2 separate regions of the Homo sapiens genome follow, and region 1 is linked to region 2. The links are chromatin loops, found by intact Hi-C in ENCODE. Cell type or tissue: mammary epithelial cell. All regions are shown on one strand.

Region 1 (8,000 bases), 260 kb before region 2:
AAAGCCCACCTGTGTCCTGCCAACTTCAGTTAAATTCAAGCTTTCTTATAAGGTCACTTTTCTGTTTTTTTCTTAGACAGGAAAAGGCTAAATCCCAGTTGTGAAAATTCAAAGAGCACACACAGAACTATTGCTTTGGCCTAATTAAGGGAGCTTTATCATAATTATATAGTTTCTAGTCCTAAGAAGCCCAGGATTAAAAGGATTGTTGTTTTTCTTCCACAGTCCTTTTTTTTTTTTTTTTTTTTTAAATAATAGAGTGTGCCCAGGATGTTCTGGAACTCCTGAGCTCAAGGAATCCTCCTGCCTCAGCCTCCCAAAGTGCTGGGATTACAGGTACGAGCCTCCATACCCAGCCTGTAATTTTCCATTTTGCTGTTACTTGCCTTGTGTCTCACTTTCTTTTAACCAGGTTCCAAGGGTAAAATCTCATCACATCTAAATAACTTGGGGCGTGTTGCCTTAACCTCAATTCCTTTATCTGTGAAATAGGGATTATATTAGCACCAATTCCATAGGGTTCTTGTAAGGGTTAAAAAGGATGATTCCAGTAAATTGTTTAGTCTGATTTGATTTTGTATCAGAATGCTGCTATAAGAACACAAAGAATTCCACATATGCATACCCCCAAAATAAATATTTAGAAATATCCCAGAAGTTAGAAGGGATAAGGAAGGACACTATTATTTATGTTTATCAACTATATACCAGCTAAATTGTATGCATATTTTATTTAGTCCTCATATCTAATAAGGCAAAAGTATTAACCCATTTTAGGTAAGAAAATCGAAAGGTTAAGTACGTTGTCCAAGGTCCCAGAGCTAGTAAATAAAGAATGGAAGCTTCAACCCTTGTCTCTCTGATACTAAAGACTTTGATTATTTTTTTTTACCGTGCATCTTCTCAGGGCTACAGTAAAATTGAAGTATGCCCTATTCCAAAAAGGCTAGTACAGAGACGGTTCGAATGTGCCTTCCTTCTCTGAGCTGCATCCTCAAAGCTAAGGTACTGGCAGGAAAAGCAGTGTTATCATATGTTACAGCATTGCTTTGTCTTCTAATGAAGGGCAGCAGTGTCTCAGAAAAAGGAGACTCTTGGTTAAGTTCTGTTATAGGCATTGCTTATTATGCTGAGAAGCTGGAAAGGGTGAGGAAAAAAAGAACTGAAACCACCATGCATCATTTTGTGGACAAGGATCTCATTATTTGGGCAGTGAAATGTTTATATATGACTCCCTGTAAGTAATTAGCAGGTAGAAGAGCCCACCAGGAAGGTGCTTTCCTTTGTCTCGCTGTTGTTTACACTGTCTCTCCAAGGCATTGTTTGTCCTTGAGATATTGGGGTGTGTCTCAGTGCCTGAGAGAGAGACAGGGGGAAGGAGAGGTGGAAATTGGTGCAGGGATGTTACCTACCACAGGAGACCAGGAGTGAATCTGCAAGGCCATGGAAGCAGGCAACGACACATATTGGAGTCCCACCAGCAGAGGACAGAGGCTGCACCTGACCACCAAAGGTGCAGCCCCATGTGTTTTCAAAAGAGGAACCCAGCCTCTGAGAAGGGGGCAGCCATAGATATTGAGTCCCATTGTCCTGGTTAGCAGTAAGGGGAGAGGGAAAGCACCCTAGGAAAAGAATTCTAGGGTGGGAAATAAGGTTTTCCTGTAGTTAGAGAGGATTTATTCTGTGAAACTGAAGAGGAGATTATCTTTTTGAAGAGAGGCAAAGGAGGGGAACCCTAAGACTGTAAAATGGTTATGCCTATGAGAAGACATCCTGGAAGCATTTACCTTTTCCTTTCCCTTGGCTTCTGAGAAAGAATGCTATTTAGCATCAAATGTTAGGTTATTCCCCCCACTGTTGTAATCTCTTCTAGTTATTCTTCAATAGTTACCTGGTAGAATCTGTTTCCTGTGCCAGCCTTGTGTTGGGCAATGGTGCTTTGGAAGTTAATGGACAGTCAGTGGGCATTGTGCCTGCTTATGGGAAGGGTGGTGCACCCTTCCTGTCCTACACTGTCTCCACCAGGGCCCACAGAAGCAGCACAGTTCATTGAGAAGCTCTAGCTTGAGAGAAGCTATAGGGTGACCAGATACCTGAGACTGGCAGGGGCAAGGTGACCTCAGAGATTCACCCTGCAGCCTGCTCTCACTCAAGTGTATATGAGAACCAAACCTTCTTCCCCAAATAACTAGGAACAGATATTCTGGAAACATCACCTGGAAAGAGGTAAATAGACAGGAGCAGAAATATCTGGAGGGAGACTAAATGCACATATTCCATACAAGGATAGACATGTAGTTCAAAAAAATGCTCATTGTGTGAGATTTCTCACTTTCCCACAATGACCTAATTGGTATTTAGAGCTTCTCTGTAGAGTCTTTATTTGAGTTCCCACCCAGAGCTTATGGGCTTGTTTCCGTGGTGTTTCCTAGAGAAAATGATTATCCATTTTCTTCACTACAAAACACTGAGCAGTGTAGTGACTAAGTGTAAGGGCTCTAGCGTTAGATTGCCTGGCGTTACCTCCACATTATTAATTTAGTTGCTATAAGAACTTGGGCAATTTACATAGCCTCTCTGAACCCCAATTTCCTCACCTATACATAGAATTAGTAAAGGTACCTACCCTATAACATTTGTAACAATTAAATTAGAGAATTAATGTAATTTGTAGAGTTGTTGACATATAATAAGTGTTCAGGAAATGATAACCTCTAATTATAATTATTATTTTTGTTTTTAAAGTACTAAGAATCTCTACCTTCTCCTATGGATAACAGTGGGGACTAATGTCCAGCTGTGTCCTTGATGCTGTGCTCATTAGAAGGAGCCGCAGGTTTTAGCTCAGTCATTCTGACCCTTGGCAACATATTAGTGTTGCCTAAAGACCCTGGCCCTGGGCCACTCCTAGACCAATTAAATCAAAACATATGAGGATGGTATCCAGACATCAGCATTTTCAAAGTTCTCCAGATGATCCTAATATGCAGCCATGGTTGAGAACAATTATGTTAGCTCCTTGCTACTCAAAGTGCAATCAGAGAACCAGCAGCTTTGGCATTACTTGGAAGCTTGTTAGAACCATTCAGTTTTGTTCCACCCTCATCCCAAATGGACTGAATTAGTCTGAATTTAACAGGATTCCCAGGCAATTCACATGAACATTAAAGTTTGAGATACAGACACCAGCTAAACATCTCCAGTAATACTCTTAAGCAATTGCTTTTAGCAGCAAGTAATCTCACAAGCAGCAAAATCTCCTGGTGATTTCTTTCAGCAGTTATCTGGTGAGCAGACCCTAAGAATGCATCCTGTCTTGCCTTTGGCACCTTCTCAGTTTGGAAACAATAGCTCACTTCCTCCTTTAGCTCTTAGCATCCCCGCTAGAGGGCACTTGTTCAAAGAGGAACTTGTTCAAAGACCTGTTGCATCTCATAAACAAAGCACGTACTGTTGTATTTCTAGTTGTTTCAACTTCTTTGCACTTTAGTTATTAAGGGTAGATATCCACTGGCACCCTTTGGCTCAGGGATAACTCACTTCTAGAAAAGGCATCTAAAGAATTGCTAGATATAGTCCAACATACCACCAGGCAGTCTCGGAATCAGGTAATTGATTACCTGATTCAGGTACCTGATTCATACAGGGAGAGGACCTCGTAACACATCCCATTTTTTTTTTCTGTGATCAGCCCTTAAGAATAGAAATAAATGGGTAAAAAATGTTCTCGAAACAGACCCAGACATCTCTGTTAGTAGGGGCTCAGTTATAATGCAGTAACAACCAACTCCCAAGACCTCATTTGCACCTTGAGTTTATTTGCTGCCAAGAAGGTTTGGCAGTGGGGCTTTGCTCATCATAGCCACTCAGGTTCCCAGGCTAACCAAGCTTCAACATGAGCCTTATCAATTTCTGAAGCAGTGAAAAGGAAATGACAGTGTCTCAATGAAAATAAAAAGGTTTTGTCTAGAAGTGATACATGTGGCTTTTGTGCTCGTTACATTGTCCTAGCAAGCTACAGGACTAACTTTAAAGAGTGAGAGGGACAGAATCCTTACTCTGTCCCTGTAAGGAAAGAGAATCAGATATAGATGGACATATTTCAATGGACTCCCATTTTCTGTTTCTTTTGAATTCTTTCTTACATTTAAAAAGAAATGCTGATATTTATACTGACACCACAATAAGTAAAGAACAATGGTTCAATTGGACATCTCTTTGTTTCCCTTTCTACCCTAATACTCATCATGTTGATATTTTCTAGTCTTTTAATTCTGTTATTACAAATACATTTCTTATTTTTCTTGGTCTTAGATATTTATTTTATAGATAACAAACTTTATCAGGTAAAATACATTAGGTATTATTCTGTCTTCTCATTCTCCCGGATTTTAATAATCTCTTATTTTAGTACTTCATCAAAAACTATTTTCAGTGAAGGTCTCAGCTGCTGATGCTTTGTATTTCTGAGAATATTTTTTATTATGCTCTGATCTTTGGATGACAGTTTGGACATATCATTCTAAGTTCAGATTTCTTTTCCTTTAATTCTTTGAAAAGACACGATAGTCTTCTTGCTTCCAGTTGTTTATTTTTTTGAATTCTGATAGAAATTTGCTGCTTCTTTCTTTTTTATGCAATCCGCCTTTTCTCTATCAACTTTTAGGATTTTTTGTTTGTCTTTGAGGTCCTAAATTGTACTGTAATTTGTCTAAGTGTGGCTTTTCCTTTATCATCTTCGTCTTTAAATGATCTCTTCAATCTGAGGGTCTGCATCTTATTTTTTTATTCCAGGAAATTTTCTCCATTATGCCTTCAAGTATTACCCCCTCCCCATTTTTATTTCTCCCTCTTTCTGAGATTTCTACTACCCAGATATAAGTACTGCTAAATTTAAAAAATACATATTTTTCTTTCTTTTGTTCCCTCCTTCAAGGAAATTCCCCAAATCTGATCTTTCAATTTATTAATTTGTTTCTTAACTGTATCCATTTTGTTGTATAGCCTGTTCAAGATGTCTTTTACTTCAGATATTGTGATTTTATACCTAATATTTGTGTTTGATCCTTTTTTATGTTTCTTTGTCCTTCTTTCATATTAGTGATGTGTCCCTAATCTCGTCTAGCATTGTTTTTTAGCTTAATTTTAAATTCTTGGTCCATCTGTTTTAATATTTCTGTTTCTGATGGAATTTGTGATCTAATATGTCATATTTGTTTTGAAATAGTTGTAGTTATCAAAAACTTTGTTATTTGGGCCTGTAAATTCATTTTTCTCCAAATTGGGAAATTTTTAAATGGGCTACTGTGTCAGGCAATGTGTCTAAGGAAGCCAAACCTCAGTCCCTCTCAAACACGATAAACTCAGAATGTGCATATTTGTGGAGGAGGTGGCGGGAATGAGCTCTCAGGTGAAGAGCCTCAGCCACCAGAAAAAAAGAAAAACAGCCAATTACTCATCACTCCACAAACAGTTGTTAAGGTCCTGGCTTCATCCTTTGCAGAGGAAACTCATTAGATTGTGTATTATTGGTTTTGAGGTTCAAGGAGGAAGTACCTGCACCAAGTTGATTAACCTACAGTTGTATTTTTTTGCTCCTCTCAAGCACAGGGGTTTTGTTTCCTGATTTTACCACTAGGGCAAAACATGATCCAGTGCAGGTAAGAAGGAAGGCATTGCTGGTCCCATAATAAAGACAGGGTAGAAGCAATAACAGAACTATAACAATTCCCGTGATTTTTGCTGTGACTAGCCCTGTCTGCCTGCCTCTCATCCAACACAATTAATTTAAACTTTCAGTGGGTCACCCCAGGGGCTTCTCACAGTTTTCTACGTTTCATAGTATTTTCCTTCATAGTTCCCTCTGTACTGATTTTGGAGATGGGAGGGCATCAGTTACTAATTCAGCAGCTTGGTTAGAATCTGATGTTAAAATGTAACTATTTTAGCTTTTAATATGTTACCTTTCTATACAGAGTCCCTAACTCTACATTTCTTCATTCTAAGTATTAATAGTAATCTGGAACTATAGCAACATAAAAATGAATACAAAGACAGTAACATTATTTAGATTAAGTAAAAGCTCAGAATTATTAATACAAAATAACCACTATCTACAAAATGATTATGTTTTTCCATCAACCAGATTTGCATTCCATTGAGCCTTAATGGAAAATAATAACTCATCCAAGGGAGCCAGGCAGACAAAAAAAGATTATAGAGAACAAGCAGAACTTAAATTTTAAAAGCACACTTTAAAGAATAGTGCACTTACAATTTGAACAATGAATAAATAATAATGGATTTGGATTAAAACCTAGAGAATAAAATAAATATTCATGACTCATATTTATATAAATAAATAACTAAATAAGTAAATAAGTGGGAGAGAAAGCACAAGTCTTCCTTACAAAAGAGTTCTAAATAATCCATGTGGACGAAATGCAAGCAATAGAAAGTCACTGCTAGAATACCACAGAGAAAAGTACTGCAGGCAAGATCCACTGATGGATGCTAAAATTAGTGGATGAAAATTTATGGAGACAGAGAATATTTATATAATCTCAAAGTATCTCCTTCAAAAATACATATTCACTGTAAGGGAAAAGTGGTAGCTTTATACTAGAGAAAACTGGCAGAAACCATCATAACTGAGTGATCAAGATTAATATATAAATATATATTTTTATAATATAAATAAATGTAAATATAAACATATAAATAATAAATAAATTAATCATCAGTAATAAGACGTATCGACATCATAGAACTCCTGATATGATGCAAAGAGAAACGTCTCTTACCTTTATGGTAATCTTCCTGATAACACATAATCTCAATCTAATCAGGAGAAAACAAACCCAAACAGAAGGACATTCTACATGAAGCATTCACGGAAGGACATTTATCTACATGATAAAATTGCCCAGGTCGTGAAAGACTCAAGTGTCACAGATTGAGGGAAACTAAGAAGACATGACAATTAAATGTAATGTAGGATCCTGGATTGAATCCTGGGATAGAGAAAGTACGTCGTGGAAAATTTGTGAAATTGAAATAAAGTCTATAGCTTAATTGACAGTATCGTAACAATTGTTTTGTGGTTACTTGCAGAGGGCACCATTGACCTCCATATTGAAATGATGATGCCATACACACCAAGAGGGTATGAAAAGGTTTATTACTCACAGAACAAGGCTTTCTAGGGAGAGCAAGGCCGGTGCCCAGATTGGTCTGAAATGGCTTGAGCAAAGGGAGGGGCAAATAGCTTTGATTTTATGATTGTTTGGGATGGGATTGGGGTGAGGGTTCTCCCACAAGGGCTAGGGTTTATATGCAGTTTTATCTCCCCATTGGTGTCAAAGAAAGGTATACTCTGACTTTCTTATTGGCATACACAGATGTTGAGTGAGAGGGAAAAAGGAAAGGGTAGGCTTGAAAGTTGTCAGGATAAGACATCAAAAAATGGAGTTAGACACTTCATGTCATCAGTACTAATTTCTTAGTATTGATAATTGCACTATGGTTATATAAGAAATAGCATTAGGGAAAGCTGGGTAAAGAAAAAACAGGAATTTTCTTTACTAGTTTTTCAACTCTTCTGTAAGTCTAAAGTTATCTCAAAATAAAAAAAAAACTTTTTAAAAGCCATTCCACTTAGAAGAATTATTATATTGCAATATGGACTAGGTTATTTTTATTTTTATTTTTATTTTAAGTTTTGGGGTATGTGTGCAGGATGTGCAGATTTGTTACATATGTAAACATGTGCCATGGTGGTTTGCTGCACCTATCAACCTGTCACCTGGGTATTAAGCACAGCATCCATTAGCTATTTTTCCTAATCCTCTCCCTTCCCCCACCACACCCCTGGACAGGCCCCAGTGTGTGTTGTTCCCCTCCCTGTGTTCGTGTGTTCATTCAGTTCCCACTTATAAGTGAGAAGATGCAGTGTTTGATTTTCTGTTCCTACGTTAGTTTGCTGAGGATAGAATGAGATC
Region 2 (8,000 bases):
AACAAAAAGAAGTGAAATGGAATGACCCTACAAATAAATATAGCCAACTGATTTTTGACAAAAGCAAAAGTACAAGAGCAATTCAATGGAGAAAGGATATTCTTTTCAACAAATAGTGCTACAATGATTGTAATGTGCAGAAAGAAATGAAACTAGACATAAACTGTATTCATTTCACAAAAATTAATTGAAAATTGATCATAGGAAGTGAAACAGAACTTGCCACTCCTTAAGTGTGGGCTACACATAGTGACACATAGTACAGTATGGAAAGGCAGGAAAAATTGGTCACCTCATGGTAGAAAAACCTGACAAGTACTACCTCAGCCAGGTAATCAAGATCATCACAACAGTGATGTTGTGTTGATATGATACACACCTGATACAATTTGATGCAGATTGTGCTTTACCTCTGTGGTCTTCCTCTATAGAACCCCAGAATCCAGTCTAATCAGGAGAAAAAAAAATCAAACCAGTCACAACTGAGACATTCTACAAAATACCTGACCAATGTTTCTCAAAATTTTCAAGGTTATCAAAAACAAAGGAAGTCTAAGAAACTGTCGTAGCCAAAAGGAACCTAAGGAAACACAATGACAACATAAAATGTTACATCCTGAATAAAGTCCTGGAAAGAAAAAGGACATTTGATAAAAACTAAGGAAATGTGAACAAAAAAGGACTTTGGTTAATAGTGTGTCAATATTAGTTCATTAATTGTGTCATATATACCATAATAATGTAAAATGTTAAGGATGGGGGAACTGGGTGTGAGGTACACAGAACTCTCTGTACTATCACTGCAATGTTTCTGTAAAGCTGAAATTCTTCTAAAAATAAAGTTTATTTTTTAAATATCAGAATTTTTATGTATGTCCAGGTAAAATGTTCACACCAATACCTTTGTTTTGAATTTTTTTCTTTCCTTTTTCATAGTTAATGATATAGCTGTTGCTAGGTGATATAATCCCACCCTTTATTTGGTTCTCCAAGGATCCTTTGATTTTGAAAATAAGTCACCTCCATAAAATTACATATTTAAAGGTAAAATACCACCAACCGACACTAACGAATAAAGCAGCTCACTTTTTGTGTGCGAGCATTTCATCCAAAAAAACAGTAAAAGGCCATGCGCGGTGGCTCACGCCTGTAATCTCAACACTTTGGGAGGCCGAGGCGGGCAGATCACTTGAGGTCAGGAGTTTGAGACCAGCCTGGCCAACATGGTGAAACCCTGTCTCTACTGAAAATACAAAAAAATTAGCCAGGTGTAGTGGCAGACACCTGTAATCCCAGCTACTGTGGAGGCTGAGGCAGGAGAATCGCTTGAACCCGGGAGGTAGAGGTTGCAGTGAGCTGAGATTGTGCCACTGCACTCCAGTCTGGGTGACAGAGTGAGACTCCATCTCAAAAAACAAAAACAAACAAACAAACGGAAACAACAACAAAAAAAACCCCAACAAACCACCGTCTTAATAATAAGAAACAGACACACTTAGAAGCCTCCCTGGTTTGGAGATTATCTTACTCTATAAAATTAAATTATATACAGTGTGTTGAAATAGACAAAAGGCCCTAGCAGGCTGGAGCCTTTATTGAATTGTTCGTTTCTGCTAGGTTACACCTGAACTTACCGCCTATTGAAATTCTCTCCGGGAATGTGACCTGGTACATATTCTGCTACATGTGGTGTTTAGAAACTTGCATTCTGGTCCTAATTGACCCACCAACAAATATCAACAAATATGTAACAATGAGTCTCCACTTTTTTTGTGAACAAATATGGAATTGGATTGAGCTGACTTCTAAGGCTTCTTCCTGTTTTGTGATTGCAGACATGAGGGTAACATTACCACCAGCTGATATAATATGAATTTGTTTTTCAGATTAGCTGGTCTCACCTGGCACAAAGTAGAGTCCTGAGGTGAGAGGGTGTAGGATGGGTAGGAAGAGAAGGGCTGAAGTTTAATCAAGGAAAGAGAAGTCTTAGAAGAGGCCTGACTCCAAGTATTTGGAGGATGGTCATATGGGAAGAGTTAACAGACATGTTCTGGGACATTCCAGAGAACAAGCTTAGGGCCAACCCATAGGTAGGAATGACCCACATATGAACCAGCATAACTCATCTTTCAGGGACAGGGACATAACTCAGTCAAAGACACCCTACAGGAGAGTGGTTCACTGGATTGTGGTGACTTTTCATAGCAGGGGAAGCAGACTCCCACTCACCTGTTTTTTCTGTTTTTAAAATGCGTAAGTTCTTCCTTCTTTCATCTCTTTCCTTCAGCTCTTCCCTTCTTCCAGTAACCCCCATTCACTCCGAGTTTCTGATACCCAGCCCTGCAGGTGTTTTTAGTACAAATATTTTGTCTCTCAGGTGTTTGGGGCAGAGGAAAAAAGATAAGAAGCACTAATCTAGTTCACTTAAAAGCCCTGTGCAATGCTAAGAGTGACTACAACAGAAAGCGTCAGCTCTGTGTAACCCCATCCTTCACAGTCCTCATGTCCCCTGACAGCCTCTCTCTTTGCGGTCTCATCTTCATATCCCTGTGTAATATCTCCTTTCAGAGCACAAGCTATGGAGCTGGGTGTGGTGGATCATGCCTGTAATCCCAGCTACTCAGGAAGCTTATGCAGGAGGATTGCTTGGGCCCAGGAGTTTGAGGTGGGTCTGGGCAACATAGCAAGACCACATCTCAAAAACAACAACAACAGCAACAGCAAAAACCAACAAAACATTGCTTCATAACAAAGGTAGTTTCACCAGGCTTGGAATAAGCCCTTCTTGGTTTCTGGGACAACTCTTTTAAATGCTTAAGACTCTTCCTACACATTTTAACCCAGGTACATAGGAGATCTATGTAAGAAGTCTCCCTTAAATCTACAACATTTTTCGGTGGGGGAAGGCATGCTTTGCCACAGTGCAATATTGGAATCTAGAGGAGCTCATTTCTTCCTTCAGTGGGAAAGCCACAGGCACTAAGCAGATACACCAATGTTCCATCCCTTAAGTGATGTCTTCGTTGAAACCCACAATGCATTACTGACAGACATTCCTGGAACAATGGCTTTTTCTCTGAGACCATAGTTCTCTTCCAGATCATCAGAGGAAATGAAAAGAGCATAGACACATGCCTGGTGAGCAGGCTGCCTGAGAAGCCCTGCCATTTCCCATTTTTCCTAATAACTCAGAAAATAAGCAGTCAGCCAGGCCCGGTGGCTCACACCTGTAATCCTAGCACTTTTGGAAGCCGAGGCGGGAGGATCACTTGAAGTCCAGAGTTTGTGACCAGCCTGGCCAACATGGTGAAACCCCTTCTCTACTAAAAATACAGAAAAATTAGCTGAGCATAGTGGTGGCACCTATAATCCCAGCTACTCTGGAGGCTGAGGCAGGAGAATCGCTTGAACCCAGGAGGGAGAGGTTGCAATGAGCCGAGATCACGCCACTGCACTCCAGCCTGGGCAACAGAATGAGACTCCATCTCATAAAAAAAAAAAAAAAAAAAAAAAGCAGTCAACATAGAAAGTGGCTTCAAGAAGGAAGGACATATCTAAAACTTTTTTTTTCTTACTTCCCCCTGCTCAGAACAAACTTTGAGATCACCATCTCGCAATCTAACACTGACGAAAACACAGTCTTGTAGAACGTGAACGTCAAAACCACAGCACTTTTTTGTTTTTATAGGACAAGTTGAGTATCTGTTTCGTAGTTTATCAGTTTTATTGATCATGAGAACACATATAGCAACTGCCTGGCTTCTAAGTCACATAGTATTTTATTATCTTTCTTTTCTCAGACAAAGAAGATAACTCAAGTAGTAAAATATTGGGCTGAATGACTACCTAAATGATCTCTAAGTAGGTTTCACACTAGACTGATCAGCAGTTACCTGCATCTGACCAGCCACAGCAGCTGCTGGGTACTCATTTCTGTAGCAGGGCCATTTACCTGTTCACTGTTTAGTTCATTCAAGGGGCCCCTTTATCTGTCAGGAGGAAATTAGCCATAGAATCAAGTCCTGCCACATTAGTGCTTCCACTGTACCTAATACTGACCTCTGCTGTTGTTTTAACCACATTACATGGAAGCCATTTATTTACCTATCTGTCTTGACTACTAAGTTGTGAACTCTCTGAGAATTGAAAGTGTGTCTTATTCATCCACTCGGTTTCAATGATTGGTATAAATAACTGCTCAATATGCATTTACTGGATGAATGAACAAACCAACACGCAGCCATCAGACAGTGAGGCCTAGTGGTTAAGAAGATGTGCTCTGGTGGCAAACATCTGTTTTAAAATCCTGGTTCCCCAGTTTCCAACTGTGTGAGTGACACTGAACAATTTCTTAATCCATTTGCACCTCAGCCTGTTAAGGGGGGTTAATATTAGAACTTTTTTCACAGTACTGTTGAGTTAGTATATACGAAGCATGTAGAAAAATGCAAGCACACTAATGTTTAGTATATGTTCACTGTGGTTGCTATTGTTATGAATATGATCATTATTACTAGGCAAAAATAATACCCCTATTAAGAACACTAGAAGAATTTAATACGTGAGTTCACGGCTCTTTGCACCAGAGCCTCTGATAGTGAAAAGGCAAGCCAGATACTACCACACAGTGGAGAAAGATGTTTAAAATGTGCTTTGTCCTGGCTATGTAGTGGCTTATGCCCGTAATCCTAACACTTTGGGAGGCTGAGGCAGGCGGATCACTTGAGGCCGGGCATTCAAGACCAGCCTGGCCAACATGGCGAAACCCCATCTCTACTAAAAATACAAAAAGGTAGCCGGGTGTGGTCGTGGGCGCTTGTAATCCCAGCTACTCTGGAGGCTGAACCACAAGAATCACTTGAACCAACTGAGATCGCACCACTGCACTCCAGCATGGGCGACAAAGTGAGACTCTGTCTCAAAAAGACAAACAAACAAACGAAAGTGCTTTGTCCTCCATGAATAAAATTCAGCTAATACTGGGCAAGTATTCACTATGGGCCCCACGTCTGTTAGATCTTTTATTCATATGACCTTATTTCCGTTTCAAAGCAAGTATGGGAGAAAGAACTTTTGTTATTTTTCCCTTTTTGAGTTTTACTCTGCTGCCCAGGCTAGAGTACAATGGTGCGATCTTGGCTCACTGAAGCCTCTACCCACCGGGTACAAGTGATTCTCCTGCTTCAGCCTCCTGAGTAGCTGGAACTACAAGTGTGGGAATGTCCCAGCTAATTTTTGTATTTTTAGTAGAGAAGGGGTTTCGCCATGTTGGCCAGGCTGGTCTTGAACTCCTGACCTCAGATGATTCAACTGCCTCTGCCTCCCAAAGTGCTGAGATTACAGGCATGAGCCACCGCGCCTGACCATTTTTCTCATTTTTTAAAAGATGAGGAAAATGAGGCTCAGAAATGTTAAACAATTTCCTGAACATGATACACAGGTAGGTGAATCATCTGGCCCCAGAGCCCATCATCTTTCTGTTCCAAGTTGCCTCCAATGCAACAAACAGAGAGCAGAAGCATCACGGGAATGTTGTTAAATGTTCCCTGTGGCATTGCCCAATGAATGAGGATGAAGCCAGGCGTCCTCAGCCTTTGGTCCCAAGTACAGTAATCCCCAAAGAATGCTGGTTCTGAGGTCTCCCTCCAGCCCTGAATAAAGTCCCCTGGATGCATTTCTGGGAATTGAAGGATATAATTTCTTTAAAAAATATTTTAAGGCAAGTAGTTATTAAATATTATAGTCATAATTAAATAATTCATAATACCTCAAATTTCCCCTCGGGAGACCTCTGTCAAAACCATGCTATGCCCAGCTACAAAATTCTAATGATAAATTTCATATATTCTAACCCAGCTCATTTCCCAAAGAGGCACTAATATCTCTGGGGGGTTTTAAATCATGGCACTGCTGTCAAGTTGTAAGTATTATCATCTTCATTTTGTGGGTGAGGAAACTGAATTTTTAAGGATTTAAAAGACTTGGCTAAGGTCATACAGCTAATGAGGAGCAGAGAAGGGTTGGAATCCAGATTTTCAGCTTCTACACTGCCACTCTGGCAGTCAAACCCTGAGCCATTTACTGTGGAAAAGCTTTGTGACAAGCACTGCACTAAGGGCCAGAAATGGAAAAGTGAGTAAGACATAGTTCCCAATCTTGTGGGGAGATACACTCATAACTAACACAATAAAATGTAAACATGGTGATAGACCATATCTATAAAATGCCACTGGGGCACATGAAATTCTTTAAAAAGCATGTAACAATTGAACTGGGTGTTGGAGAGTGAGTAAGAGTTTGCCCAGGAGGGGAAGTGCAGTCTAAGCAGAAGGCGATTCTTGTGCATGGAGTATGCAGGAAACATGCGGGAGTGGCCCCTTGATTCTTGCTGCATTTTGAAAGGCGAGACCTTTTAAATAGTCTGATTTATGATACAACAGTAATAAACCAGACAAGAGTACCTTTTTTTTTTTTTAAACTTTGAGTTCCAGGATACATGTACAGAACGTACAGGTTTGTTACATAGGTATACATGTGCTGTGGTGGTTACTTGTACCTATCAACTCATCATCTAGGTTTTAAGTCACACATGCATTAGGCATTTGCCCTAATGCTCTCCCTCCCCTTGGCCCCCACTCCCTGACAGGCCCTGGCATGGGTTGTTCCTCTCCCTATGTCCATGTATTCTCTTTTTTTTTTTTTTTTTTTTTTGAGACAGAGTCTCGCTCTGTCGCCCAGGCTGGAGTGCAGTGGTGCGATCTCGGCTCACTGCAAGCTCCACCTCCCGGATTCACACCATTCTCCTGCTTCAGCCTCCCGAGTAGCTGGAACTACAGGTGCCCACCACCACACCCGGCTAATTTTTTGCATTTTTTTTTTTTTTTATTTTTAGTAGAGACAGGGTTTCGCTCTGTTAGCCAGGATGGTCTCGATCTGACCTTGTGATCTGCCCGACTTGGCCTCCCAAAGTGCTGAGATTACAGGTGTGAGCCACCACGCCCAACCTGTGTCCATGTATTCTCATTGTTCAGCTCCCACTTACCAGTGAGAACATGCAGTGTTTGGTTTTCAGTTCCTGTGTTAGTTTGCTGAGGATGATGGCTTCCAGCTCCATCCATGTTCCTGCAAAGGACATGATCTCATTCCTTTTTAATGGCTGCATAGTATTCCATGGTGCATATGTGCCACATTTTCATTATCCAGTCTATCATTGATGGGCATTTGGGTTGGTTCCATGTCTTTGCTATTGTAAATAGTGCTGCAATAAACATACATGTGCATGTATCTTTATAGTAGAATGATTTATATTCCTTTGGGTATATACCGAGTAATGGGATTGCTGAGTCAAATGGTATTTCTGGTTCTAGATCCTTGAGGAATCACCACACTGTCTTCCACAATGGTTGAACTAATTTACATTCCCACCAACAGTGTAAAAATGTTCCTATTTCTCCACAGCCTCACCAGCATCTATTGTTTCTTGACTTTTTAATAATCCCCATTTTGACTGGCATGAGATGGTATCTTAGTGTGGTTTTGATTTGCATTTCTCTAATTATCAGTAATGTAGACCTTTTTTTCATATGTTTGTTGGCCGCATAAATGTCTTCTTTTGAGAAGTGTCTGTTCATATACTTTGCCCACTTTTTGATGGGTTTGTTTGTTTTTTTCTTGTGAATTTGTTTAAGTTCCTTGCAGATTCTGGATATTAGACCTTTGTCAGACAGGTAGATTGCAAAAATTTTCTCCCATTCTGTAGGTTGCCTGTTCACTCTGATAATGGTTTCTTTTGCAGTGCAGAAGCTCTTTAGTTTAATTATACCCCATTTGTCAATTTTAGCTTTTGTTGCAATTGCTTTTGGTGTTTTTGTCATGAAGTTGTTGCCCATGCCTATGTCCTGAATGATATTGCCTAGGTTTTCTTCTAGGGTTTTTATCGTTTTGGGTTTTACACATAAATCTTTAATTCATCTTGAGTTAATTTTTTTATAAGGTGTAAG

The links. A loop is a pair of places that touch in the nucleus more often than their neighbours do. Peaks named below come from ENCODE experiments on the same cell type or tissue, not always from the same donor. Only the 100,000 strongest peaks of a DNase experiment are listed, where the experiment ranks them.
Region 1: it touches region 2 in a loop (8-fold over the local background); 43 of 110 quality-filtered maps call a loop at or near these places.

Annotation. Positions count from the first base shown.
Region 1 is chr4:121,459,478-121,467,477 of GRCh38, forward strand. The region is part of intron 1 of LOC107986309 (a long non-coding RNA gene); the gene reads left to right. Among named protein-coding and RNA genes, the nearest start is that of QRFPR, 82 kb to the left of the region's middle. RefSeq lists a silencer at 3,317-3,366. In mammary epithelial cell, CTCF peaks have their summits at 3,394 (motif pointing right) and 5,628; a DNase peak (open chromatin) is centred at 3,394.
Region 2 is chr4:121,722,800-121,730,799 of GRCh38, forward strand. No RefSeq gene overlaps it. Among named protein-coding and RNA genes, the nearest start is that of ANXA5, 30 kb to the left of the region's middle. RefSeq lists a silencer at 4,087-4,266. In mammary epithelial cell, a CTCF peak has its summit at 4,061 (motif pointing left); DNase peaks (open chromatin) are centred at 4,072, 5,452 and 6,232; H3K27ac peaks cover 1,321 bases.